Linked DNA regions of Homo sapiens: regions 1 and 3 are each linked to region 2. The links are chromatin contacts, found by Hi-C or POLR2A ChIA-PET in ENCODE. All regions are on one chromosome and are shown on one strand. The core of a region is the stretch at or near the end of the contact, and the rest is flanking DNA. Distances in the headings are between cores, read along the strand shown. Region 1 overlaps LOC105372924 (a long non-coding RNA gene). Region 2 has its middle 150 kb from the start of LINC02869. Region 3 has its middle 110 kb from the start of LINC02869.

The links. Hi-C counts contacts between places; a loop is a spot of excess contacts on that map. ChIA-PET counts read pairs that join two places held with the same protein, here RNA polymerase II (POLR2A). Pooled maps may share reads with other maps.
Region 1: a map of PC-9 shows a loop between it and region 2 (9-fold over the local background). The contact joins two enhancer-like sites. A Hi-C loop is called at or near these places in 7 of 168 maps with a recorded cell type or tissue (Caco-2, MCF 10A, PC-3 and 4 more) and 3 of 50 pooled maps. POLR2A ChIA-PET finds 5 or more read pairs at or near these places in 6 of 52 experiments (A549, AG04449, BJ and 3 more).
Region 3: a map of PC-3 shows a loop between it and region 2 (2.7-fold over the local background). The contact joins two enhancer-like sites. A Hi-C loop is called at or near these places in 3 of 168 maps with a recorded cell type or tissue (PC-3, aorta and tibial artery), 1 of 37 single-sample maps with no recorded cell type and 1 of 50 pooled maps. POLR2A ChIA-PET finds 5 or more read pairs at or near these places in 1 of 52 experiments (MCF 10A).

Annotation. Positions count from the first base shown.
Region 1 is chr1:218,704,407-218,708,084 of GRCh38, forward strand. All of the region lies in intron 3 of LOC105372924 (a long non-coding RNA gene), which reads right to left. Among named protein-coding and RNA genes, the nearest start is that of LINC02869, 200 kb to the left of the region's middle. Within about 2 kb of position 1,630, at least 9 of the 41 ENCODE cell types and tissues checked have a DNase peak (open chromatin) inside an H3K27ac peak, as active enhancers do; they include PC-3, PC-9, endothelial cell of umbilical vein and 1 more, where a contact is called at or near this core.
Region 2 is chr1:218,659,503-218,663,261 of GRCh38, forward strand. No RefSeq gene overlaps it. Among named protein-coding and RNA genes, the nearest start is that of LINC02869, 150 kb to the left of the region's middle. Within about 2 kb of position 1,394, at least 6 of the 41 ENCODE cell types and tissues checked have a DNase peak (open chromatin) inside an H3K27ac peak, as active enhancers do; they include PC-3, PC-9, endothelial cell of umbilical vein and 1 more, where a contact is called at or near this core.
Region 3 is chr1:218,619,237-218,623,064 of GRCh38, forward strand. No RefSeq gene overlaps it. Among named protein-coding and RNA genes, the nearest start is that of LINC02869, 110 kb to the left of the region's middle. RefSeq lists an enhancer at 2,629-3,128. Within about 2 kb of position 1,940, at least 4 of the 41 ENCODE cell types and tissues checked have a DNase peak (open chromatin) inside an H3K27ac peak, as active enhancers do; they include PC-3, where a contact is called at or near this core.

The DNA of each region.
Region 1 (3,678 bases), core at 380-2,879, 45 kb after region 2:
TTTGCTCTCCTCTCTCTGTTTCTCAGTTTTTTCAGCATCTTGATTCTTTTTACTCTTCTTCCTTCATTTCACTGAAAAAGCAGGTAACTAAGGATATATATCTACTCATTTCTCCAGCAAATATGAATTAGAAATCTGCCATTATGGAACACTGTGCCAGCTGCTGCAGGGAGTCAGGAATGCATAGGGCACAGATGATCTCCTCAGAATGCATTGGCGTTTATTAGGTTGGTGCAAAAGTCATTGCAGTTTTGCCACTACTTTTAATGCAAAAGCTGCAATTACTTTTGCAGCAATCTATTAGATATGTAGTTGCAGAAGGAGGCAATCAATGCTATGTGTCCCATGAACAGCAGAGATGACACATGCTTTGAGGCTTTCAGGAGATACCAAGACAACTTCTATTAAGGAAATCTTAGAATAATTCATAGAAAAGGTAACTGTAGAGATGGAGTTTGTTGGATGAGCAGCACAGAATTATGAAAGAAGAGAGGTTCTCAATAGGGAAAATGTGACCAATATGTCCACTGTGCAGAAAAGTAGAGGGGGAGAAAGACTGAACAAGGTTTGATCACAAGTGAGTACATTTGAGAGAGTATCTGTGTGTGTGTGTGTGAGAGCGGGGGAAACTGGCAGAAAATTAAAATTTAGGACGTCAACTGTTTTATCTAAATAATACCACCTCACATACTTGGCTGACTTTACCATGGAATTAAGCTCATGTATTCATTCATTCAATAGATATTAATGGATTGCCTATTGGGCCGGTACTAGGGATACAATAGTGAACAAAACAGAAAAATTTCCAAGTTCTAAATCCATAGAGCAAGCTAGAAACTCCTGAGCAGGAGCTGATGCTCCAGTCCACAGGTAGAACTTCTTCAGAGAGACCTCAGTGCTGTTCTTAAGGCCTTTCAACTAATTGGATCATTTCCACCCAGAAAATCTAGGATAATTTCATTCACATAAAGTCAACTTGAGTGTAGATGACTACCAAATACATTTACAGCATCATATCTACCATATAGCTTTATAGCATCACCTCGATTAGTGTCTGCCTGAATAACTGGGTACCATAGCCTGGCCAAGTTGACACCTAAAACTGACCGTCACAGATGACTCACCAATTTTTACCCAGTAACAAACTGACTGGCTTTGTGTGGACTATGACACCTCTTTCCTCTACCTTCTGTTTTTTTAACTGGCTCTTTTGAATTATGTAGATGGCTTCAGACTTGGATTTCCTGTCTGGCAGGCTATAGTCAGGTTCCAAATGACAAAATATTAATTAGGAGGACTGTGCATGATCTTGTTTACAAATTCATTAGCACTGGGAGCTTGGCTTTGGCAGTTGTTTGTCCTGATGCCATGGGGGTACATTTCAGCCCCCAAATAGCACCATCTGGATCTCATGTCCAACTTTGTGGCCATTCTAATCTTCATCTCTTTAATATAAGAAGAGTGGTGCTGCTCGCACTGCTGCCCATAATTCAATATTAAAATACTCCTTTAAGAACAAAATAGTGCCTGTGTGACTTGGTGTGTGTCATGGGGAAATTCTAGGGAGGAGAAATAACTGCTATCCACTTCATCCTATTGACCCCAGTGAACTCTGTTCAATAAATATTTGCAGAGTGACTGAATGCCAAAGCATGTCTTGAGTTTATGCAACTTGGTGACATTTCCACCGCTAAAACTGTTACTACAAACTTTATCTTGGAGAACTCATGATAGGTGGTGAAGTTGCTCCGAACCTAGGAAGCTGCTATTGGCCAAATTATGTGCTGTTGGAGAGAAACATTTCCTGTGTATTCAAAAAAAGTGGAGGCTTGGCATGACTAATATGGTAAGAATGTTCTCATCTTCTCCAGGAGAAGAATGGAGTCAGGTAGAGCTTTGCAACAATCCGTGGTCACAAACCTCAGTAGACACCCAGGTCATTAACTAACCACATGCATGTGGCACATGGAATGGAACATCCCAGAGCTCTGAAACCACAGGCATCTCTCTGCTGGATTAAAGGAAGCAATTTCACAGGCCCAGACAGAAAAGGGATGTGGTGATTTTTCAAACGATTCTGATTTATAGTCAATAAGGTGCAAGGTTATGATACACAGAGTAAATGAATCGTTTACACTCCTCCTCATCACTCCCTTCCAGAAGCTCTGGCTTCTGCTGGTTTCTAGGAAGATACCAAGAGTGTCACCTTTATGAGCACCATGCCTGGTCTTTGTATCTGTCATCCAGCCTCCCATCTGTGAAGTGATTCTTCAGAAACCCCTGACTTTGGTTACTAGCCAAGCCAGGGTGTGATATTTTTTCCTGTTTAATTAACAACAACAAAAAAAGGCTTGCGCATTTACTTTTGCCAGCTATCTGAAAGTTCAAAAGGTAAAGAACATTTCCGTCCACAAATAAGCCATGGAATGTATTTGGAAATTGAGTTTTCATCAGTAGTTGCTGTTTTGAGCCACTTATTCCACTGCTGAGGAAAGTGAAATGGGAGTTCTTTCCTGAAAGGGGGGGAAAAAAACCCAGAAACTTTGTATTTAGAATTTCACATCTATGGTAGAGGCTCTAGGAATTTGAGGTCATCTTTCTGACACTGATTTAGGCTAGTACACCCTCAGATGGGAGGTATTTATTATACCCATTGGTACAATGAAAGTTCAAATTTATACTGAAAGAAAATAATAAGATAAAGGCATGGCCATTTTGAGACCTTCTGATGATAGGCCATGATGGTACTTCATAAACCAACCTATCCTTAGCAAAAGACTCGTTTCATAAATTGCATTTTTAATTTATAATGATGCAAAGCTGAATGCCATATTTGCCGTGTAGGGCTACCCATTACAGACCAGGCATCCTGTCCATGGAACTTGGTAGAAAACCCCCAAAGTATCCCCTTTCATGCTGATCCAAGAGTCCAGATGCCACATTTTGTGCCACTTTATGAAGGAAGTGACATTTGAATTGAAGGCTGAAATGCAAGGAGGATTTAAATGACAGGGAAGGATGTAATTTAAGTGTCTGTCATCTGTCTGATCTCATCTCCCAACATTCTGAGGCTATTTTTCAAGAATTGAGAAAACTGTCTTGAATCCCCATCTTGCATATAGTACAAGGTCTAGTACCCTTCCTCAGCATACCTCAGAGGTCTTTAAGGGTCTATGTGTCCTTTGATCACCATTACCTATAATGTCTCGCTTCCACTGACTTCTCAGTCTCTTCTGTGTCTCATCTTCTCAAGCAATTTTTTTCCAGCCCTACATCAATGTGGTTCTCAGTTTCTCAAGATACCACTGATATAAAGCTGTTCAACATTCAGATTTTAAGGCCACCAAGAAGAGTTGCAACATGGCACAGAAGTGGCAACATCTTAGATTTTATACCATATATTGACATGGTATCTCATGTCGAATTTTAATTCCCAGTGTTGAATGAGGGGCCTGGTGAGAAGTGACTGAATCATGGGGGTGGACTTCTCCCTTGCTGTTCTTGTGATAGAGTTCTCCGAGATCTGCTTCTTTAATAGTGTATAGCACCTCCCCCTTACCTCTTATCTGCTGCTGGCCATACAAAGACGTGCTTACGTCCCCTTAGCCTTCTGCCATGATTATAAGTTTCCCGCAGCCTCCCAGAAGCAGAAGCCTGTGCAACCAGCAGAACCAGGAG
Region 2 (3,759 bases), core at 144-2,643:
TTAATTTTGTCAGACCCATAAGTTTCTGAACCTTCCAAAAAGTGATTTCTATAGACAAAAAATGGTCTATGAGTGTGTGCTTTGACTCCATATCACCATGAGGAATTATGGTATAATTATATTTCAAATAATATCAGTCTGTAAGTGAAATGAAATCTATTAAAAAATGTTACATTATAAGTGACAATTCACTGATAATCCTTCCAGAAGATCAAAAGCAGAATTCAGACATTTATAGCTGTATGAATATATGTATCTGTATAAATTCCAGAAATATGTAAATTGTGAGTGCATATATATAGTTGTGTAGAATTTATATAAATTTTTGAAAAAATTCTATATGTGTTTATGTAGATTAAGATCAAGATCACAGTCCAGATATGCTTTATTATTTTTTGACTGCTTGGGCTATAAGGGCTTAAGGAGAGGTAGGAAGAGAGGCTTTTCTATGAAAAAAGACTGTTCTCATGCCATTTTCAGTCTGGGTGGAATTCAAAAGTATTAGAGTTTTCACAAACAGCCTTCTTCTCAAAGGTTTTTTGGCCAAGTTTTGATACCCCAAGAGGCTGAGGAAAATATCTGGCCTTCTGAGCACATACCACACTGTCCAAACCTTTTTAGCCTGACCCGTCACAGGCAATGGCAGCAACAAAATAGGCAGCATCTTAAGCAAACAAGACAGCTAGACTTTAAGACAGGCAGCCTTAAATTTGTGTTCTTGTAAGAAACGTTCAATTCAAAAATGTTTTCTTTTAACAGAGTTAAAAATAGTTGAAACTGAAATAGCTCATCCTATGAAACACTTAAGAGTAAAATGTGTGTTTTACTTTATTTTCTTTCTTTCCTGAAAAAATGTGTTGCATTAGACAAATCAGGCCACTGCAGCCAGGATGGAATGTTAACCATGCCACTGGATGGCAAATTGGAGGGGCACATGCCTTTCATCTTAATTATAGGCTGGACAGGGGAATGCACTATAGTCTCTGCTACATATAAGCAGGAGAAAACTTTCCCAGGGTATTTTTCTTTTGCATTTCTGACTCTTATTGGATTGGAAACTTGTCCATGTGACCCAGCAGGGTCCACTTTCCTTAATAAGGTTAAAAATATGCCAGAAATGCTTTCCTTAGCACAGCCTATGAGTGTCAAATGTGAAGGTGACAGCACTCCCTTTCCTTTTGATTCTATTTCACATTTTCTTGGAGAAAGTCCCACTGTTATCCTACAATTCTCTTCCAATGTTACCCTTCTGATAGGGTCCATAAACTAGAGTGTCATCTGAGATGGAATAATTGTAGAGATTCATTTTGTGTCACTGTAAAATACAGATTTTGTTCTTTTTTTATGACTCTAATGACTCACCTTCACTAAATCACAGCCCTTGAGATGTTTTTCCTGTAATGGGAATGCATTGACGCTGAGTCATCCATACTCTTAATCAGGGTCCCTTATGACCAGGAATTGCATCTAGAATTGGGAGTAGTCTATAACTGCAACAGAGTCTATCTAATGGGCTTTTAAAAGGGTAATGAAGTGATCAAGAGTATCTACTTTAGTTAAGAAGAATTGGTGTTAAATTTGGGGATTGCCATTGGATCTTTGGTAGACTTTTTATTTTCAAATCTCCCCTTCATCTTGCAAGTTGGTTACATAAAGTTGTTGCAAGGATTAAATGCAATAATGCATCAGATGTATTTAACAGAGTGCTGAGGTTATTTTAAGGAGAATGCCTTAACCTTATTCTCATTTCTAATCAATTGAACCAAGTAGCTGTAGAAAGATTACATAATTCCATAGGTAAAAATGCTCTCAGTATGATTAAAAATATTCTCTCCTGATTTCTAAACACTACTATCATCCAAACCTTTGAGACCAGTGGGTCTCAAATAGGGATAAATTTTGCTCCCCCAGCAGACATTTGCCAACAGCTAGAAACATTTTTTGCTGTCATCCCTTCAGGGCAGTGGATGTATCTGACACCTAGTGAATACAGGCCACGGATGTTGCAAAACATTCTATTATATAGAAGGCAGTCCCCGACAACAAAGAATAATCTGGATTAAAATGCAGATAGTGCAGAGTTTGAGAGACCCTGGTTTAGAATAAAAGCTTTAGGGTCTATTGTTTGGTCTGAAAAGCTATCACAGCGGACATTCAAAGAAACAAACCTATTACATTTTTCTCCATGCCTCATTTATTCTAGGAACAGTTTCTAGTGTCTACTGCATTTGGAACCCAGCATTGTTGGTGGTTCTGATAGGCTCTGGACTTGTGAAGCCAATGTGCTTCTGAAGAGGTCATGAAGCCATGTAACGGGTAAAGGACAGACAGAGGAATTAGTTAAACCCTTCTGATGGTAAATGAATGCCTTAAAACCTAGAGATTAAATATAAATTAGAAACAGTTTAGATGATTTAATACCATTGCTATGACTAAAAGAGAATTTTCCGAACTAAATTCATCTTCGTAAGAGGTTGATATTTTCACCGATTGACAAGCTTTAAGTAGGTTGTGGTAAGTGTAGAAACTGGCCTGTCTACAGACTAGCTGCTGCTTTTTCAAATCCAGGTGATGCCCAATGCCAGGTTTGAAGAATGCCAGATTCAAGGTTTACAAAAATAATATTCACTAAAAAAGATAAAATGGCTAATTATTATTGAATTTAAAATTAAAACTTTCCCAGTAAATTCAGGAAATTTACGAATTTCCCTGTTAATCAGTAAAATATTTTGTTTTAACCACCCATCTTTTAAATATCTAAAATTCACTTTTCTTTTAGGGAAGTATAATCTTCTTCTGTCAAATTGCAAACAAACTGGTTTCAGTATCGAGATCTACATTTACGTGTAGTCACATTCATCAGCTAATAACAATTTGTAGTGTATGTTATTTCCCACATGTATGTAGTAAGTGTTTTCAGGGTTATTCTACTATTTGTTCCCTTCCCCTACTCTGAATGTATCTGTCATAATTTGCTTTTGATGAATTTTTTTCTGATGTCCCCAGGATCAATAGGCCACTCAATTCACCACAACTAAATAAGGCAGTTTCATAATCAGAAAAATAAATGAGTCCAGACCTCTGTCATTTGAAGTCTATGTTTATGGTTCATGGCAAACCAAAAAGTTCTCAGCCACATATTATTCTATTCTTGGCAATGAGAAATTATTTTGCTCGTGTTGGCATGTTGCTCTGTTTAGATCCAACTTTTATTGGTACTAAAATTGTTGTGTTGTAATTGACTGATTGATTAAAACTAGAAAAAAAATTAGGAAAGCTTAGTGTAAAATATATATAAAGCTACTTTTATTTTTTGTTATTTTAGCAGCTTTATTGAGGCATAATTTACATACTACACAATTCTCTTGTAAATGACCAATTCAGTGATATTTAATACATATACAAAGTTGGGCAAGCATCACTACAATCCAATTTTATAACTTTTCCATCATCCTCATGAAATCCCTGGTGCTCATTGCAGTCACTTCTTCCCACCACCAGTCCCAGGCAACCACTCAACTACCTTCTGTCTCTATAGATTTGCATTTTCCAGTTCACAGAACTGGAATCATACACTATATAGTTTCTTAAATGTCTGGCTTCTTTCGATTAGTGTCTTGATTTTGAGGCTCATCTATGTTGCTGCATGTATCATCACTCCATTCTTTTTTTATTAATGGAAAATATCCATTGTAATACCACATTTTACTTATCCATTCAAGTATGGATGGGTACTGGAGATGAAATTGTTTTGTAAAA
Region 3 (3,828 bases), core at 690-3,189, 40 kb before region 2:
TCGAAGGACAAAATTATGCCCAGGGGCAAAACAGTAAAACAGGTAAAGTTTATCCTTGGCATCATCCTAAACTGTCTGGATTCCCACTCTTAGTCTTTTTAATTCATTTCTATTACTAATGCCCAACAGTGTCATAATTCTTCATCTTCTATCCAGGGTAAAAGTATTCAATAAATTCATTCATATTACAAGATTACTAAATTAATAATACACTTTCCAGAAATCTTTTTTTATCTTAAAAGAGAAAATCTAAGGAGAAGATCAATAATTATTTCAAAGGTATAAATGATGGATTGTAGCAGGTAAACGCTTTGAGTGTTAGTGTATGTGTCTTTAAATTTCCTCCCTTTGGGAAGCTGTACTTCTACAGAATGCCAGGGAGAGGCATGTGAGCCAGGTGGGCTAATGATGGGTGCTTCATCTCTTTGGCAATAAAAATTAGCTCAAGGTTTCTGTGCTTGAGCCATCTAAGCCCAAAGTCCTTTCTTGGAATCAATACAGGGATGGAGGAAAAGAATTGTTCTTTCTGTTGGGATTGCTAAAACAGGTAATTATGAGGATGAAGTGCCTGGACAATCATTGTTGGCCTGTAGAAGAAGCTCCTCTGCAGTCAAAAAACAATAATGATAAAGTCAACACATAGTGAGAAGAGCTGTGAGATGGAGAGACAGCTCTGGTTTGACATTATGACTCCTTCAAGCCAAATTAACTACAACTGAAATTAGATTTAAACATACTGTGCAAATGGTGTGTGTATGTGTGCATGTGTGTGTGTGTGCACTCACGTGTGTGGTGTGTATGTGTTATTCACATAATCCCTTCCTTATGTAGAACCACATTTCTCCCATCAGTGCCAGGAATAGACGTGTGAATTGGGATAGGCAGGCATCTCAGTTATGGTGAACTGTAAGGCACCAATTTCCACCCTACTTTTTTGGCAGTTGGGGTGGAGCTTGAACTAGGTCGACTTAAGTTTTTTTTGATACTTGGAATCAACAGTCCTGACTCATTAATTAACAGTAGGGTTTAAGATATTTTTGAGGGAGATATTTTTGAGTGGGTTATTTTTCTGTTGCCCCTCTCTCCTACCCTGTGAATGTTGATTTGTTGATGGTTTTGAATAATAATATCTTGTTGACATTGCAACTTGCCATTATTTTCTGATAAGCAGCTGTGATGTGGTCTCACTCTTTCTTTTTCTGCTGGTGTTTTCGATAGGATTCAATTCAATTCAGTTTGAGTCAATTTTTTCAGTTTAATTCATCTGGATTAGGTGCTCAGTGAGGCTCTTTTCTGGAAGGTAACCACTTTGCATTCCAACAATTATTCCACTTATAGAGGCCTAAAAATATGAGCCAATATTTCAGATTTTGCATGACAATCTATGCATCTTTTAGGTAAATCTGTTGAGCGCTGATAAAAATCAATGACTTGCCTCTGTTTTACCTTTAAAGCAATTCTGAAATCTTTCATAAGTAGAAGATAGGATTGGTGATTACAAGCTGATACTTGAAAAATTCACTGACAAGACAAAGATTATTTACATTGATATTTCTTATCCTGGGTGGTCATATAACTTTTCTTTCAAACATCACTGTCAATACCCTGATTAATGAAAGACTACAAACATGAGATGAAAGTATCAATCCTCTGTTTCACGTTAAGACTATATTTATTCTAAGTGATTATAACTGTACATTTATTTATATGAGTATGCCAACACATAATTCTTTTAAATAGAATCTATAAGTGGCTATCATAACCACCCTAGTTAGATATCACATGGATTCCAATGGAAGAAAAGACAAAACTGGTGGGACTTTCATAACTTTCTATTACTGCTCACTTCCTTTTTTATTTTCTAATATGACTTTGTTTTGGCTCCCATATTGTTGACATTGAGTGTGACTAAGCCTTTTCACTGAGGACCTTCTGTTCTCCTAGTCACTGCCTTTTGCTTTCCACCTGGGAGCTGGGGTCATCTTTCCACTTCCAGGGTGACTCTGGGTTCACAGTGAAGGGTCCTGGGTGGGAGGTTCTGATCGTGAGGGCAGGCCTGCCCAAAGGTCACTGCTGCTGTTGTAGGCACCAAGTCAATATCCCCAGCATGTCAACTGAGGACTTTCTCACATTTGCTTTTATTATAAAGCCATCTTGAGTGGAACAAACTCTATAAAATCAGCTAGCTGAAAAGTAAAAAATTCAGGCAGTCAGCTGATCCTTCTGCCTGCAGATCAGCAAATAACCATTGCGAGTGATGGCTTTTTCAAGATTACTTTGGATTGAAGCTATATATTCTGTAACAAAACCCAGCATGCTTGCTTTGATTAGCTTGATTGGCTAACAAAGTCATATGGAAAACAAAATGCATTTTTTTGTATTGACTTAAATGAAAATAACCTTCACCTTTTTTGTGACTGATTTGAATCCAATTTAATCTTGATGTTGTTCATAACCTAAGTGAGATTCATTGATGATAAGAATTACGTAAGTAGGCTGGGCGCGGTGGCTCACGCCTGTAATCCCAGCACTTTGGGAGGCCGAGGCGGGTGGATCACGTGGTCAGGAGATGGAGACCATCCTGGCTAACAGGGTGAAACCCCGTCTCTACTAGAAATACAAAAAAAATTAGGCGGGAGTGGTGGCAGGCGCCTGTAGTCCCAGCTACTCGGGAGGCTGAGGCAGGAGAATGGCGTGAACCTGGGAGGCGGAGCTTGCAGTGAGACGAGATTGAGCCACTGCACTCCAGCCTGGGCGACAGAGCGAGACTCCGTCACAAAAACAAACAAACAAACAAACAAACAAACAAACAAACAAAAGATTACTTAAGCAGTAAGATTCTTTAACAAGAGAAAAATTTTTTATAGCCTCAATTGAAGACTAACTTTCTTAATCAGCTGTACATTAGACTGTGACTATAAATATAAATTACATTAGTTCCTTTGGTTAAAATGACTTTCATATATGTGAGAAAAACTCAAGGACTAGCTTTAGTTAAACACTATTTATTTTCCCATCTCCAAAATGACAATCACTAGCAGTTAAATTGTAACTTTTAAATGAATTATTTTGACTTTACAAATACACAGGTTTATGCATAGAAATCTGGCTTTTCAAATGACTGAATCAAGTTGACTGGTGATCATTAATGATGATGCTTGAAAAAAAAAAACAACTGGCTATCCAAATGATAAATCCAGTAAATTAAGCATGGAATTATGAAAAATGCTATGCTATAGTTTAATGGGGTATTATGGCATAAAAAGTGTGAAATGTGGCTTTTGACATCAATCAATTTATAATCTACTTAAGAAGGACTTGTACACACACATACACACACAAACACACACACAAGATAGTTTCTAAATGCCAAGTAAATGTTGCAGTCAGAAGTGCAGAGAAGTTCGAAAGAAGGAGCAGTCCCAGAGGGCTAAGGTGACCAGAAACTTGAATTGAAGTTTAAAGGATAAAACAATTAATATAATTGAAGAGGGAGAAGGAAATGCTAAAGGAAAAAAATCATAAAATAAGCCTTTATTCCCCTTACAGTGCAATTGTAGCAATATTAGAAATGTAAGGAAGCACACGGTTTTAATAAAAAGTTAGAAAAATGACCTGATGTCTCTGATTGAATCTACATTATTTATAATATTTTTCTGTGCATATTCTGTAAAACAAATTAACAAGCTATTCAATTAGATTAACAGGTCAGTGGCTACTCTGATTATTTATTTATTTATTTATTTGAGATGGAGTCTCGCTCTGTCGCCCAGGCTGGAGGGCAGTGGTGCGATCTCGGCTCACTGCAAGCTCTGCCTCCAGGGTTCC